3 separate regions of the Homo sapiens genome follow, and all the other regions are linked to region 2. A link is an interaction called in ENCODE POLR2A ChIA-PET data of the cell type or tissue named here. Cell type or tissue: PC-9. All regions are shown on one strand. Region 1 overlaps LOC112268225 (a long non-coding RNA gene). Region 2 holds the start of C1orf210 (chromosome 1 open reading frame 210). Region 3 overlaps MPL (MPL proto-oncogene, thrombopoietin receptor).

What was found. Peaks named below come from ENCODE experiments on the same cell type or tissue, not always from the same donor. Only the 100,000 strongest peaks of a DNase experiment are listed, where the experiment ranks them.
Region 1: POLR2A ChIA-PET joins it to region 2 with 12 read pairs; 14 of 35 experiments call an interaction of 5 or more read pairs at or near these places.
Region 3: POLR2A ChIA-PET joins it to region 2 with 11 read pairs; 12 of 35 experiments call an interaction of 5 or more read pairs at or near these places.

Annotation. Positions count from the first base shown.
Region 1 is chr1:43,376,375-43,381,374 of GRCh38, reverse strand. It overlaps LOC112268225 (a long non-coding RNA gene), which reads right to left. Exons shown (of 2, transcript XR_007066049.1): 2 at 2,176-3,668. Among named protein-coding and RNA genes, the nearest start is that of MED8-AS1, 6.2 kb to the left of the region's middle. RefSeq lists a silencer at 2,873-3,041. In PC-9, no CTCF peak of the experiment used is centred here; no DNase peak of the experiment used is centred here.
Region 2 is chr1:43,283,716-43,288,715 of GRCh38, reverse strand. C1orf210 (chromosome 1 open reading frame 210) reads left to right here and starts at 3,135. Exons shown (of 3, transcript NM_182517.3): 1 at 3,135-3,272. RefSeq lists enhancers at 2,038-2,595, 2,596-3,154. In PC-9, a CTCF peak has its summit at 2,978; a DNase peak (open chromatin) is centred at 3,015; H3K4me3 peaks cover 1,820 bases; H3K27ac peaks cover 1,072 bases.
Region 3 is chr1:43,347,383-43,352,382 of GRCh38, reverse strand. It overlaps MPL (MPL proto-oncogene, thrombopoietin receptor), which reads right to left. Exons shown (of 12, transcript NM_005373.3): 9 at 3,381-3,540; 10 at 3,024-3,120; 11 at 80-167. Among named protein-coding and RNA genes, the nearest start is that of CDC20-DT, 8.8 kb to the left of the region's middle. RefSeq lists enhancers at 2,241-3,211, 3,212-4,183 and a silencer at 3,137-3,346. In PC-9, no CTCF peak of the experiment used is centred here; DNase peaks (open chromatin) are centred at 2,902 and 3,312; H3K4me3 peaks cover 2,536 bases; H3K27ac peaks cover 3,170 bases.

The DNA of each region.
Region 1 (5,000 bases), 93 kb before region 2:
CTTGAAACTGTTTTCTAAAACATCTTTCTCTAAGTGAAGATTCATCAAAGAGATGGTAAGTTACCACAAAGTTATCACAAGTTACAAGTTCTGACATACCTTGTGTGTTAGAAGTCGCCCTCCCCCTCACACATCTCTCTCTCCTTGGGCAAGATACATGTACCAAAGAGACTCCTCCAGTATAGGCAATAAATTATACTTCTTCCACATGAAGATAACCTTTCCTACTGAATCAAATATAAGTGCCTTGGGATGCTCGTCTTCCTATGTTTTCTCTGCCATTCCACTGCTTTCCCTAATTCTCACCCTAATTTCCCTAGTTTGTGGTCATTTTGATTCTTCATCTTTTCTTGCCCACATTCCCTACGTAGATATCCTTTGTTCATTTTTTTTTTTTTTTTTGAGACAGGGTCTCACTCTGTCATCCAGGCTTGAGTGCAGTGGCACAATCACCTCTCACTGTGATCCTGCAACTCAGGTGGTCCTCTAGGCTCAAGTGATCCTCCCACCTCTCAGCCTCCCAAGTAGCTGGGACCACAGGCATGTGCCACCATGCCCAGCTAATTTTTAAATTATTATTATTTTTAATGGAGACAGGGTCTCTATGTTGCCCTGGCTGGTCTCAAACTCCTGAGCTCAAGCGATCCTCCCACCTCAGCCTCCCAAAGTGCTGGGATTACAGGTGTGAGCCACCACACCCAGTCTATCCTTCATTCTTTTTGCCAGTTTCTCTGGGCTACATTTCATGGCCTTAGATAGTGCCATTTTAGTGTCTCTTCCATGTTAAAAGATCCTTCTTAACCCTACATCCCCTCTCACTGACTCACTCGCGCCATGCTCTTGAAACAAAGTGCTTAGAATCACTGTTTCTTTTACCTCCCATTCACTTTTCAACCCCTGTGTTTGGGCTTCTACTTCCACCACTCCTCAGAAACTCAGAGATCACTGTTGACCTAATGGCTAAATCCAGAGTTTTTTCAATCCTCATAGTAATGTATCTGCAGCATTTAATGCTGACCATTTCCTTTAGTCTCTTTCTCCCCCATGGCTTCTATGGCACATGCTCTCCTTGTTCATCCTCCTCTCTGGCCATTCCTTCTCTGCAGCTTTTGGACTTTTATACTTCTTCCTGCTTCTTAAATGTTATTCTCTAGGACTTGTCCTTAACCCCCTTTTCTTCTTCTTCTACCTGCTTTCTGTGACCACCACTTTTATGTGCATAATTTAAGCGAGTTTTATTTTCAGCTCAGACCTCTTTGCTGAGCTGCAGATTCCTGATGGATATCTCTACCTGTATGATCCACAGCTGGTTGAATGTCCAAATCCAGTTATTCTAGCCTACACACCTGTTTCTCTTCTAAGCCAGGAATATGGAAACCATTCTAAATTATTCTCCCTCTGGGTCCCCAACCCCCTCATACCTAATCAGATACTAAATCCTACCAATTCTGTCTCCCCAGTGTCCATCCACCCTGTCCTACAGTTTAGGCTCTAGGCCTCTCTTACTAAAAGTATTGTTCAGACTCCATATCTCTAGCCATGCCCACTCTAACTCATCTTCCAAAAGGCTACAGATAGGTCTTTCTAAATTGCAGATCTGATCACATTACTCCCCTGATTAAAATCCTTTATCTCCAGTCCTGCCCACTTTAACTTGTCTTCCAAAAGGCTGCCAGATAGGTCTTTCTGAACTGCAGATCTGATCACATTATTCCGTTGATTAAAAGCCTTTTGATAGTTTACTCCCCATGTAGGGTGGGTGTGCCAGACATACTGAAAATCACAAGATAAAATCTTCCTGGAATGTTCATTTTAAGGGTAATTTAAAACAGAATACACATTTAACATGTATTGTTATTTTATTATTTTGAGACATGGTCTGTCTCACTGTTACCCAGACTAGAGTGCAGTGGCGCGATCTTGGCTCACTGCAACCTCCGCCTCTCAGGCTCAAGCGATCCTCCCACTTCAGCCTCCCAAGTAGCTGGGACTACAGACACTCGCTACCATACCTGGCTAATTTTTGTATTTTTGGTAGAGATGGGGGCATATGGACAACATACCTGGTGGGTGGGTTGGTAGGGGTGGGTGTGCCAGGCATACTGAAAATTACAAGGTAAAATCATCCTGGAATGTTCATTTTACTTAAGAGTAATTTAAAACAGAGAACACACATTTAGCATGCATTATTATTTTATTTTGAGACACGGTCTCACTGCGTCATACAGGTTAGAGTGCAGTGGTGCGATCTTGGCTCACTGCAACCTCCATCTCCCAGCTCAAGTGATCCTCCCACCTCAGCCCCCAAGTGGCTGTGACTACAGGCGTGCGCCACCATACCAGGCTAATTTTTTAATTTTTGGTAGAGATTGCTTTTGCCACATTGCCCAAGCTGGTCTCAAACTCCTGAGCTCAAGTGATCCTCCTGCCTCAGCCTCCCAACATGCTGGGATTATAGGCATGAGCCACCACACCCAGCCAGCATGCATGCATTATTAAGAAAAAATAGTCTTCAAAGAATTCCTACTAGTCTGAACAGCTTCAGACTAAGCCACCAGATTCCCTAGGGATATTTATTTACTCTTTTTGGCCATTACATTTACTTCATTGGAAAAACTTAAAAAATAGCTCAGATTTTCTGGAAAGGCAAGTAAGATTCTGTGTGATGCAGCCCCCTGCCTCCTTCTTATTGTCATGCCACCCACTCAATTCCCAAGCCATCAACATTGCTTGCAGTTTCCTGAATGTGACAGCTCTTTCAAACCTCCATTCCTTTATTCCCACTGTTCCCTCTGCATGGAACACTGCCCTATCATTCTGTCTGATGAATACCCAATCATCTTTCAAAAATCAGCTCACAAGTCACCCCACTCTTGCCGGTGCAGTGGTTCACGCCTGTCATCCCAGTACTTTGGGAGGCTGAGGCGTGAGGACTGCATGAGCCCAGGAGTTCGAGACCAGCCTGGACAGCACACGAAGACCCTGTCTCTACTAAAAAATTAGCCAAGTGTGGTGGCACACACCTGTGGTCCCAGCCATTCGGGAGGCTGAGGTGAGAGGATTGCTTGGGCCTGGGAGGTCAAGGCTGCAGTAAGCTGTGGTTGTGCCGCCGCACTCCAGCCTGGGCAACAGAGCCAGACCTTGTCTCAAAAAAAAAAAAGAAAAAAAAGAAAAAAAAAAGTCACCCCTGTGTGAAGTTGTGAAGTTTTCCAGTAACCCACAACTCAATACCACTCCCACCAGGTAAGATTAATTACCTCCTCTTTTATGCTCCACATTTGTACCTTGTACAAACTTATTCTAGCTCCTGGTGCACTTTATTGTCTCCCAGATTCAAGCATCCTGAACTTTGAATCCAGCTCTTCCACCTGAGAGCTGAGTGATCTTAGGCAAGATAATGTGTGTGCCTGGCATACTATAGCATCTAGCCCATATCATAAACACTATAAATGGTAGTGCTACTATTATTACTATTATGATTTGTCTTTGGAGAAGTAGTATAAAATAACATTTTGATTTAAAAAGCAGGTTTTCGTGCCAGACTGCCCCAGTTCAAATCCTAGCTGTGCTACTTACCAGCTGTGTGGCCTTGGGCAAGTTAGTTCACTTCTCTATGCCTTTGCCTCCTTATTCCTGGGGTCGATAATAATGGCTATTTCATAGGGTTGCTGTGAGGTTTAAATGGGTTAATATATATAAAGTGCTTAGGATAATGCTGACAACAGTAGAAGCACAATACATATTATCTATTCATAGGGTAACATCTGGAACTCTCTGCTCTCAGTGATTGTTGCTTGAAAAAAACGATTGACCAATTCCTCTAAGAGGTCATAACCTCTCCTTCCCTCTGCAGCTCCCCTGTGCTCATGTCTCAGGAGCTTAGCCTCAGGAGACGCTTTTTGTGCATATTTCGTCCCCCATGGTATCTCCCTAGTAATGTGTGGAGTAGGTACTGGAGCATTTTTACATTGGATTACCTGACATGATAAGTCAATTTCAAATCTAGTTTTGTGAATTGTATTTCTCCCACCTAGTTGTTGCCTACGTTCTTTCATTAAGAAATTGTGTTCTTTTGACTTGAGGCCAAATGATAAGACCTCTCACCTGAAATGTTCTTTTTCATGCCTTCTGAACTGTATCTCTTCCCTGTCTAGACTAGCTAACCACTCAGTTCCATAGTTTTTCTACAGTCAGTCCCTAAAGGAGGCCCTTCACCACACATAGCTTTCTCTGTGCAGTTGTGATGAATTCTTGCCTCGCTTGTCTGTGCTTGCTAGGTCGGGCTCAGTTCTTCGTGGGTGGCTGTGTGTAATTCACTGGAGATCAAAACCGGAGCTCTTTGGTGCCATGCTTGCCTCTCTTCCCGCCACACTGACCACCAGTCCTTCAGACTTTGTTTTGTCATGGCATACTCTACGACTCTTGCCACTTTGCCATAAGTGCTCTCAGCTGTAGCCATAAGGAAATAGCTGGGAGTCAGGTGTTGCCTCATACCTCCATGGCTTATACATGCTCTGCCCTACGCAGAATACCCTCTCTCTTTCCTGCTCCAAACCCCTTATTCACCTGATAAACAATTCATCCTTCCAGTTCACATGTCACCTACTCCTGTAAAGTCTTTACTACTTCCTCCCCTGTACACTTGACCATTCTTAAACTGTACCTCTCCTGTGCCCTGTATACTTCCATTCTAGCACCCATAGTTCTATTGCAGTTTATTTATTTTCAAGTTCATATCCTGGTTTGAACACTTATCCATTGTGTGGCCTTAGAAAGTTACTTCACTTACAAGAACCTCAGTTTCCAGCTCTATAGAATGGGATTATAGTACCAACTTCAAAGAGCACCTTCAACAAAACATATTTAAAGTTAAATTTAAATCTTTAGGTAGCTCTTAATTTTCTACCAGATAAAGTCCAAGCTTCTTAAAAAGGCCCTTCAGGCAAATAGTCAACACTCAAGTGGTAACTGTTAGTCTCTTTTACTTTCTCCTGAGCAAT
Region 2 (5,000 bases):
TCCATCAAGCGGCCGCCTTGTTGTAGCTGAACAAGCCAGCCGTGCTCCCGCATCTCAGCATTTGTGCTGGCGGTTCCCTTTGCCTAGAATGCTCTGCCCCCAGATATTGGCACAATCACTGTCTCACTCTTAGCCAGATCTCAGCTCAAACATGCCCTCTTCAGTGAGTCCCCTCTTCTGACTATCTAAAGTAGCACCCACCTCTCAAGTTCACATGGAGCTATCATGAAGCTGTTTTCTTCCCAACATTTACTGTTATCTGAAATAATCTTATTTATTTCTTTGTGTATTGTTCGTCTTATCCACCAGAATGGAAGCTTTATGGCGGCACAAATTGTCCCAGAAGCTAGCACAGAGCCTCTGCATGGTTGTCAGGGCTGCCACAGAAGGTTGTAAAGGTTGTTCACTGCATCAGAGCTCCTGGCTGAGGAGCCGCGGGTGCTGACACCCAGTCTGCCCTCTGTTCTCCATGATGTGGGGCCATTCAGCAGATAGCCATCTGCTATTTAGCAATGTGTGACATATGGGCTGGCTGTGACTCTGGTGGCCATTCAAAAAATATTCATTGAATAAATTACTGAATGATGGATGAGCAGACCCTCTGCTTGTTTTCCTCTGCAGGACTTCATACCAATTACCTTCTCACAGCCTCATTTTCCTTTTCTGTTAAGGGGACAGTTAACATCTATCTCATAGCATGGTTACAAGGATTAAGTGAAATAGTTCATTAAAAAGCTGGCACAAATATGATTCCATTTATATGAAATATCCAGAACAGGCAAATCCATAGAGACTGAAAGCAAAGTAATGGTCGTGAGAGGCCAGGGGGAAAGGGACACGGGGAATACTGCTTAACTGGTCAGGGGTATCCCTTTGGGGTGATGAAGAAGTTTTAGAACTAGAGTGATGGTTGCATGACGTTATGAGTGTGCTAAACACTACTGAATCGTGTGCCTGGAAATGGCTAACATGGGGAATTTTATGTTATATGAATTAGGTTATGGTATATGAGCACCTTAATTTAAGAAAACCTGGCACAGTGTCTAGGACACGCTAGGTGCTCAATGAATATCAGTTGAATCTCATGATTTCCTTGCTTCAAAAATAAAGTAAAACCCTAAGCCCTCCTTGGCACCTCATTGCCCCATCCAGGATAATCCTTTCTTTCCTCAAATTTGTTTCAGAAGGGTATACTTTTGCCATTTTAGATATGGGGGATATGATGGAAACAAGACAGATGCAGAGTCCATTCCCAGAGTTTACAGGTTGGCAGGGAAACTAAAGAGAAAATCACACCCCACATGTTCAGGGATATAGGGGAGAAGGGCCACCATCTGCAGGGGTGCAGTGGAGAGTGGGGAAGGCAGGAGTCCCAGGAGAAGGGAGCAGAGCCTGCAGAGCCAGGGAGAGGAGAGGGCATGGTGAGTTCTGGGAATAGAAAAGAGTTTGGTGGCTGGGCGCAGTGGCTCATGCCTGTAATCCCAGCACTTTGGGAGGCCAAGGCGGGCAGATTGCTTGAGGTCAGGAGTTCGAGACCAGCCTGGCCAACATGGCGAAAACCCGTCTCTACTAAGAATACAAAAATTAGCTGGGTGTGGTGGCACATGCCTGTAATCTAGCTACTCAGGAGGCTGAGGGAGGAGAATCGCTTGAACCCAGGGGCTGGAGGTTGGAGTGAGCTGAGATCGCACCACTGTACTCCAGCCTGGGTGACACAGTGACTCTGTCTCAAAAAAAAAAAAAAAAAAAAGAAAGAAAATAGAAAATAGTTTGGTGTAGCTGCAGCAGAGGAGGCAGGAAAGGTGGGAAGGGATGGCCCTGAGGGTTCAGATTTCATCCTAAGATCTTCAGGGCCAAGTGTGAACTGGCCCCCACCTTCCAGCCACAGTTCTACCATGCCTTGTTTGCATCCCCTCTCTGTACCCCCCTTTTATTTTTTTGAGACAGGGTCTTGCTCTGTCGCCCAGGCTGGAGTGTGATGGCGCAATCATGGCTCACTGTAGCCTAAAACTTCTGGGCTCAGGCAGTCCTCCCCCCTCAGCTTCCCCAGTAGCTAGGACTACAGGTGAGCATTACCACGCCCAGCTAATTTTTGTGTTTCTAGTAGAGATGGGGTCTCCCTATGTTGCCCAGGCTGATCTCCGCTCATGGGCTCAAGCAATCAACCCGCTTTGGCCTCCCAAAGTGCTGGGATTACAGGCGTGAGCCACCATACTTGGCCTCTCTGCAGCCCTTGCTCCCACTGTGCCCGGCCTATCCTTGCGAATTCGGGGCCTCCAGGCCTTGGCGCGTGCGGTCCTTCCTCCCTTAGGTAGTTACGGGGAGCCTGCCCTGGGTCAGTACTGTGCTGGGAGCCACAGGCTGTCAAAGCCTGGCCCCACCCCAGGAGAGCGAATAATCACAAGATAATGAGGAATGCTGCGACAGTGGGTGCTCTGGGCATGGAAGAGTGGGGACTTGCAGGGTAGAGGGAGGACTCAGGGAAGGTGATTCCTGAACTGGAGCTTGAAGAACAGGGGGCACCAGGCCCAGAGACGAGGAGTAAAGCTAAAGGGAATCAGAGAGCACCCGGGAGAGGTTCAGAGCCTGGCTTGTGGGGTCACGGGATCCTGAGATCCAGATGAAGGCTGAGCCCCCATCCAGATCCACCCCTCACCCCCTACACAGTTACACACACATTTGTAGGCAATTTGGGAGTGTTCTTGGTCCTCCTGGCTTTGCCTGGAAAGAATGCCCTCCCCACCCGCTCTGGTTCCAGCCCACCACCCTTACAGGCCTGCAAAGCTCCCTCTTCAACTCTGGACTTTGTACCAGTCACCGGACGTTCAGTTGTTTATCAACCTGAGCACCTGCCTGCTGAGGTGTCTGCCCCTCTAGGGCCCGCTGGACGCTTCTCTGGATCCCAGCTGTACAAACCGCAAGCATTGGGGGGTGAGGGTGAGGTCTACACCCATAAAGTTCTTGGCAAAAGCTTGGGGGAGAGGTAGAATTATCCCTCCCCACTGGAGGCGCTGCCGCAGCCCGCCCTCTGCCAGACCTGCAGCTTCAGCCCCGCCCACTGCCTCCGCAGGTGAGTCAAGCTCTGCCTTGACCCGCCCACCTGTCCAGGTTCTGCCGGCCCCAGCCGGAAGCTTACTCCGCGGATTGTGCACAGTTCTTGAAGGTGGGAACAGAAGAGAAGGCCCGGGGGGGCCGGGGAGGGGGTACCCAGGCTCTGCACAGTACCCAAGGGGCTTCTGGCAGCAGGAAGGAAGCTACACATCAGAGTTGGGGTAGGTGTCTGTGCATGTCAGAGGGGTGTTTGTTGGTGGAGGAAAGTGTGACCTGGGGGGAGGGGCTGTGCGTATGGGGGATGGGCAGATCAGTGTGGGCTGTGAGTTCAGAGGCCTGTTGGGGAGTGTATATGCACCCTTGGAAGGTTAGTGTGTGTGTGTCTTCTTGGGAAGAATTCACAGGGCAGGGAGGAAAGGAATAGGAATACAACCTTAGAAACGTCAAATTGAATTCAGTTCATTCCAGTGTAACACATTCTCATGTTTTGCGGACCTAGTACTAGGATGAGGCCCACAGCAGGCTGAGGAATGAATGAGCAGCTGACCTCTCCTTCCCAGGACGTCTCTCCCGCTCCCACCTGTATATTCACTCTCACGCTCCCCTCGTTAATTTCACAAGCACCACACTGAGGGGCTGAACGCCCAGCTCCCTGCAGCGCCAGGGTACAGATCCTTCAGCCAGCCGTTGCCCACGGGGAGCTGCCCGCCTAGCAATGACTGGTTCTGACTGGTGGTTGACTGGGCAGGATGGTGACAGGTCATCCAGGGTAGGTCCAGGGACAACCTCACAGGCAGGTATGGTCTGATTTGGCCTTGACAGACTGGCGCCCCAAAAACTGAGGAGGGCGTGGCCAGGGAGCAGGAGGGTGGGTGAGTGGGAGGAGGGCATGTGTGTCTGTCTGAAGTGCTGGGGAGGGAACTGTGGAGAAGAGGAAGAAGAGTTTGGCTTGAGGGCCGTGTGCTGGATTGCAAGGCACTGTGGGGCATGGGGAGCTTTTGAAGGGATTTTAACCAGGCTAGTGATGGGGTCAGATTTGGGTTGTAGGCCCATCACTCTGTGGAAGAGACCAGAGGTGGGGAGCCCAGTTAGGAGATTATGGCTAGAGTACAAGAGGAAGGTGGCTTGGACTCAGCTGTGGCAGTGGGGTGGAGAAGAGGGTATTGTCATTCCAGAGATGTTTAGTGGAAGACATGATGGGGATTGATACCAGGTTGGATGTGAGGAGGTTGGGGGGGGTTTGAAGGCACTTGTATCAAAGAATATACTGGGGTACTCCCCTCAACTTCTCTCCTAAGTACTTCCCTAGCCCGGCTACTCTGCCCCCAAGGACTCCCCTGGTTCAGGTGCTCCACTGGCAGATATGCTCCTGCCCTAGCTGTTCGTCTGCCAGGTACTTCTAACTTTCATGCTCCTCCTCTAGATACTCCCCAGATTCAGGTGCGCCTCCTCCAGACACTCCTTTGATCCAGGTGCTCCTCCTACAGGTGTTTCCATGCCTGGATGATCTTCCTCCAGCTACTCCCCTAATTGAAGTGTTCCTCCTCTAGGTGTCCCCAGCCCTGGGTGATAATTTCCTGATTCAGGTGATCCTCATTTGGATACTCCCTGGCTTGAGCCTCCCTGTGGGGGCAGAGTGTGGGCCTCCTTTGAGTAGAGGTGAAAGGACAGGGGTTTGCTTGAAGGGCTGAGGGTAGAGGTGGGCAGCAGCGGCTTTCAACTTAGAAGGGCCAGGGCTGCTCTGGCTGTGTCCAGGGCCCCTGTCCTCAGTAGCAACTTGCATCACCCTCCCCATATGTGGTCTCCGCTTTGGCTGGGTAGCTCCAAGCAATTGCTGTTTTCTGACCTTCGGGAGCCAGGACCCACCTCTGCCCCTGTCTCCCATCCTCAGCTTACCAAGCAGTGCAACAGACTGGGCTCTGGGTTCGAATCTGAAGACTTTAGTTGAG
Region 3 (5,000 bases), 64 kb before region 2:
GAACAAGTTGTATTGTTGGGGCAAGGATCCAGTACCAGGCAGGGTTGGTGGTGGGCACAGGGGAGGGAAGCACACTCACCGGGCTCAGGGCTGCAGTGTCCCTAAGGTACTGGCCTAGGACCCGGTGCAGGTCTGGAAGTGAGGGCCACAGGGCATGCCTCAGTCTCCTGGGGGAGAAGGAAGAGAAGCAGACTGAGCCATGGCAGTGGATTGGCAGGGAGGAGGACAGCAGTTGGGGTGGGGGAGCAGTGAGGCCGGGGAGTAAGGCTTGGAGATATAAGAGCATGGTCAAGGCAATAAAGTTGGGCAGGGGAGTAGAGTAAGAAGAAAACCTCAGGTAGGGGAGGGAAGTCAGTGGTGGGCAGGTTCAACAAAGGGTGCTGCAGTTTCCTCAAACACTCCAATGTTTGTTCTGTCTGGAACACTGGATTCATTCCCTCACCTCATTGTAGGCCTCTGTTCAAATGTCATCCCTGACTACCTTGCCTGAAACACAGTAGTCCCTCTTTATCTGCAGGGGATATGTTTCAAGACTCCCAGCAGATGTTTTTTCTATACGTACATACCTACAATAAAGTTTATAAATTAGGCACAGTAAGAGATTAATAATGACTACTAATAAAATAGAACAATTAGAACAATATGCCAACATCACTACTCTTGTACTTTGGGGCCATTATTAACTAAAATGAGGGTTACTTGAACACAGCTCTGCAATACCTCAACGAGTCAATCTGATAAGCAAGATGGCTGCTAAGTGACTATGGGGCAGGGAGCATATACAGCGTGGAGATGCTGGACAAAGGGATGATTTACATCCCGGGTGGGACAGAGCGGCATGGCAAGTGATTTCATCGTGCTACTTACAATTTAAAATACATGAATTGTTTATTTCTGGAATTTTCCATGTAATTTTTTTCAGACCTTAATTGACTGCGTGTAACTGAAACCACAAAAAGTGAAACTGTGGATAAGAGGGGACCACTGTAGTGCTGCTTCCTTTCCCCATGACAGGCTATCTCCTGCTGTACTTCATTTTTCCTTATAGTATTTGACTTGTTGTACATTTATTACATTGTTATGTATATTTCTTTTTGTCTGTCTCACCCCACTAGAACATATGGTCCCCGAGAAAAGAGAGTTTGTCTATTTATTCACTCCTGTATTTCTAGGGTGTAGAATAGTGTCTGACCCATAGTAGGTGCTCAGTAAATTAGCTGAATGAATGAATGAAGAAAATCAGTGGAGCTTATTAGTAAGTTACTGGAGAGGGTAGTCTATCTGGGAAGAATATGGATTAAGATGTATTGGAGGGGCCTCCATTTTTTTGTTGTTTTGTTTTGTTTTGTTTTGTTTTGTTTTGTTTTGTTTTTGAGATGGAGTCTCCCTCTGTGGCCCAGGCTGGAGTGCAGTGGCGCGGTCTTGGCTCACTGCAAGCTCCGCCTCTCAGGTTCACACCATTCTCCTGCCTCAGCCTCCTGAGTAGCTGGGACTACAGGCGCCCACCACCATGCCTGGCTAATTTTTTTTGTATTTTTAGTAGAGATGGGGTTTCACTGTGTTAGCCAGGATGGTCTTGATCTCCTGACCTTGTGATCTGCCCACCTCGGCCTCCCAAAGTGCTGGGATTACAGGCGTGAGCCACCGCACCCGGCCAGAACCTGGATTCTTTAGCTTCATATTTCCATGTGGAGGGACGTCAGTAGAACATTTCAGGCCGCTTCAGTGACCTCACTCATATCTCTCCAGGGGAGAAGGTGTGACTTACCTGGTAAATTGGGGAAAAGAAACTGAGTATGCCTGGCTCAGCAGACCACCTCCTCCTACTTCTCCAACTTTTTTGTTGGATCTGGCTACCTGCATGGAGGCTACCTTTCAGTCTGCTCATACGTATGGGCAGATTAAAAGTTCAAAGAGAGGTATGTTCAGAGGGAGATGGTAGCCCATGAGAGTGGCACCTGAACCAGCCCAGGACCATCAGAAGACACCATCTGGAGGAGATGACTTCTGAGCTAAGTCTTAAAGAAGCAGCAGATGAAGGATGGAGGTGGGATGCATTCTACCCTTCATGTTTATAGCCTCCAATGGCATTTCTCCTCAGCCTTCGTCTTCCCACATAAATGAGTCACTCATTAATAACATTTATTTAAGGGCCTGCTTTTTGGCAGGCACTGTGCTAAGGATTTAAAGATGACCAAGTAAGGTATAATAGGGAAGATATATAAAGAAATAAACACAGTAAAACACTACTGGTACTGTATTGGAGCACAGAGCAGCGGCCAAAAGGGGGAGGGTCAGGAAAGGTTTCTTAAGAGTTGGTGAAGAAAGTTATTTACAGATGAATGGGTTTAGTGAGACAGGGAGGCTATTTCAGGCAGAGCGGACGTTATGTGCAAAGGCACTGAGAAGTAAAACCTGACTTGTGGAGAAAACCAGTTTGGAAAGGCTGATGCACAGGGTAGAACAGGCTGAAGTGCTTGCTGGCAGGGGCCGATTTTGCAGAGCCTCGCTTGTCATCATAGGGAGCCTGGACTATATCCTGGGAGCTATTGAAAGGATTTAAGGAGGGAATTGATAGGTTCATGTGCGCATTTTAGAAAGATTATTCTGGTGGCTGTGTGAGGCTAGATCGGAGGGGCAAGAGGTTCTGTTTCAGTGAGTCAGGTCGTGTCTGTAGGGCTAGAGAAAGGGGGCCATTGTTTGGACTAGGTTTAGGAGGTGGGACCTGACGGCAGATTGGATGGGGGTGGAGTGGGCAGTTTGGCTGAAGGGTGGACGGTGGCCTAGTCGCCGAGGTGAGCAGCAGGAGGCGGGGCTGTTCGAGGTGGGCGGTATAGTGGGCGTGTTAGAGTGTAAGGAGCCGCGGCGAGTCCCAGAGGTGACGTGCAGGAAGTGGCGAAGCCGTAGGTGCGCACGGGCGGTGGACGGAGATCTGGGGTCACAGAGCGAACCAAGAATGCCTGTTTACAGGCCTTCGGCTCCACCTGGTCCACCGCCAGTCTCCTGCCTGGCGGGGGCGGTACCTGTAGTGTGCAGGAAACTGCCACCTCAGCAGCAGCAGGCCCAGGACGGCGCTGAGGCCCAGCACTAGATGCAGAGCGGTCACCAAGGAGATCCAGGCTAGGAGACAAAAAGGGTCAGACTTCGGCCCACCCGGGCCGGAGCCCCGCCCTCATCCAGCCAGCCCCTACTCTGGCCCCGCCCCTCGCCGCCCCTGGGCACTGCGGGCACCTGCGCAGCCGTCGGCCCGCAAGGTCAGGGCCCCGCCCCTCTCCGCGCCCCGCGCCTCGCCCCTCTCCGAGCCCCGCCCCACTCGCACCCGGCGCCCAGTCCCTGGCGCAGGCGCTGTGCGGCTTTGGTGCGGCCGGGGCTTGCCTCACCGGTCTCGGTGGCGGTCTCCACCCTAGTTGGGTCCGACCACGAGCTCCAGGGACCTTGGTAGGTGGGGCCGTTGAGCCTGGCGCGCAGCTGTAAACGGTAGCGAGATCGCGGGCGCAGCTCCAGGGTCCCTCCTCGGGCCCCGAGAGGCGGCTCCAGCACCTGAGCAAAGAAGCGTGCGGTGGCCCGGCGTCGGGGCTTCGATAGCCCAGCGTCTGTTTGACCCAAATCCTGCAGCTCCGAATCCCCAGGCGGTCGGAGATTCCCACAAAGAGCCCCACCGGCAGAAAACACGCTTCCCAGCAACAGGATAGAGCGCCCTAACCGAGAGCCTCTCCCTAACGGGATCACGCTCTGCCCGAGAGAAACGTGCCAGGCCCACCTCCTGAGACACAGACCTCACCTCAGAGAGCTACGTATCCTAACACCAACACCCAGGTACACCCTCGGCAGGGATCCCGGTACACGCACACCCTACCGGGTGTTCTCACAACTCCAGGTCGGGCGATGGACACCCCCAGAAACAGATATATTCAGAGCCACACAGACCATGCCACAAATAATACTCATGCTGCAGAGGATGCCAGATTTGCGTTAGGCGCTGGGGTACAAGCATCATGTGTACAAGCAGGAAGGCAGCAAACATTTATGAACTGTGTGATACTCCAAACATTGGGTTAGGCACTGGGGAGAAAGCAATAAAACACCGTCTCTTACATATCTAATGAGAAAGACATCCAAACAGGTAAATAATCACAACAATTAATTAGTGCAAGGCACCACGGAAGTCCAGAGAAGCATTTAATGCTTGGTTTTGTGCCACAGAGTAGTTTAGTGTGCTAAAAGCATGGATGACACGGCTGGATGGTCACAGATGAGTCTAAGGCAATCCTGGTAGGAATTTGAGGACTATTAGTACGTTATTGCCATCAACTTAGTTGATGAGTAAGGGGAAGGGATAAGGGAAGAGCAAGAAGAGTCAAGGGTGCTTCTAGGCTTGGGTACTGGGTAAGTAGCGGTGCCATTGTCAGAGACAGGACACAGAAGAGAAGTAAGTTTGAGGAAGATATACTTTAGGGTTCCATTTTATAGAGTTCAACAACAGTCCAAATGAATCAATGGTAATGTCAGGATGGTGATTACCTTTGGTGGCGGGGGATGTGTCGGAGCATTGGGAGCTTCTGAGGTGCTGGAAATAATTTATATCTTGATCCTGGTTATGGTTATGTGGATGTATACACAAGTACAGACTATATATGTAAAATTTGTACACTTTGTTGTATGTAAGTTTTATCACAATAAAAAAGTAAAGCTTCAGGAGGAAGAGGAGTTCCATTCTGGATAGACTGAGTCTGAAATGTCCAGGGGGAGGAAGTTTTGGTAGAACCATAAGATGTTGTACATAGTTGTATATATGTGTGGCAAATGAGAATAAAAGTAGACAAACTAATATTTAAGTAATGTATATTGAGCACCTTCCTTATGCCAGGCAGTATGCTAGGTATTTAGATATAGTATTTAATCTTTACTATAACTCCATAAGGTAGATAGCTTCATCCTCATTTCACCAATGAGGAAACAGACTTCAAACATTTTGGTAATTTGCCTGTGGTTTGTAAATT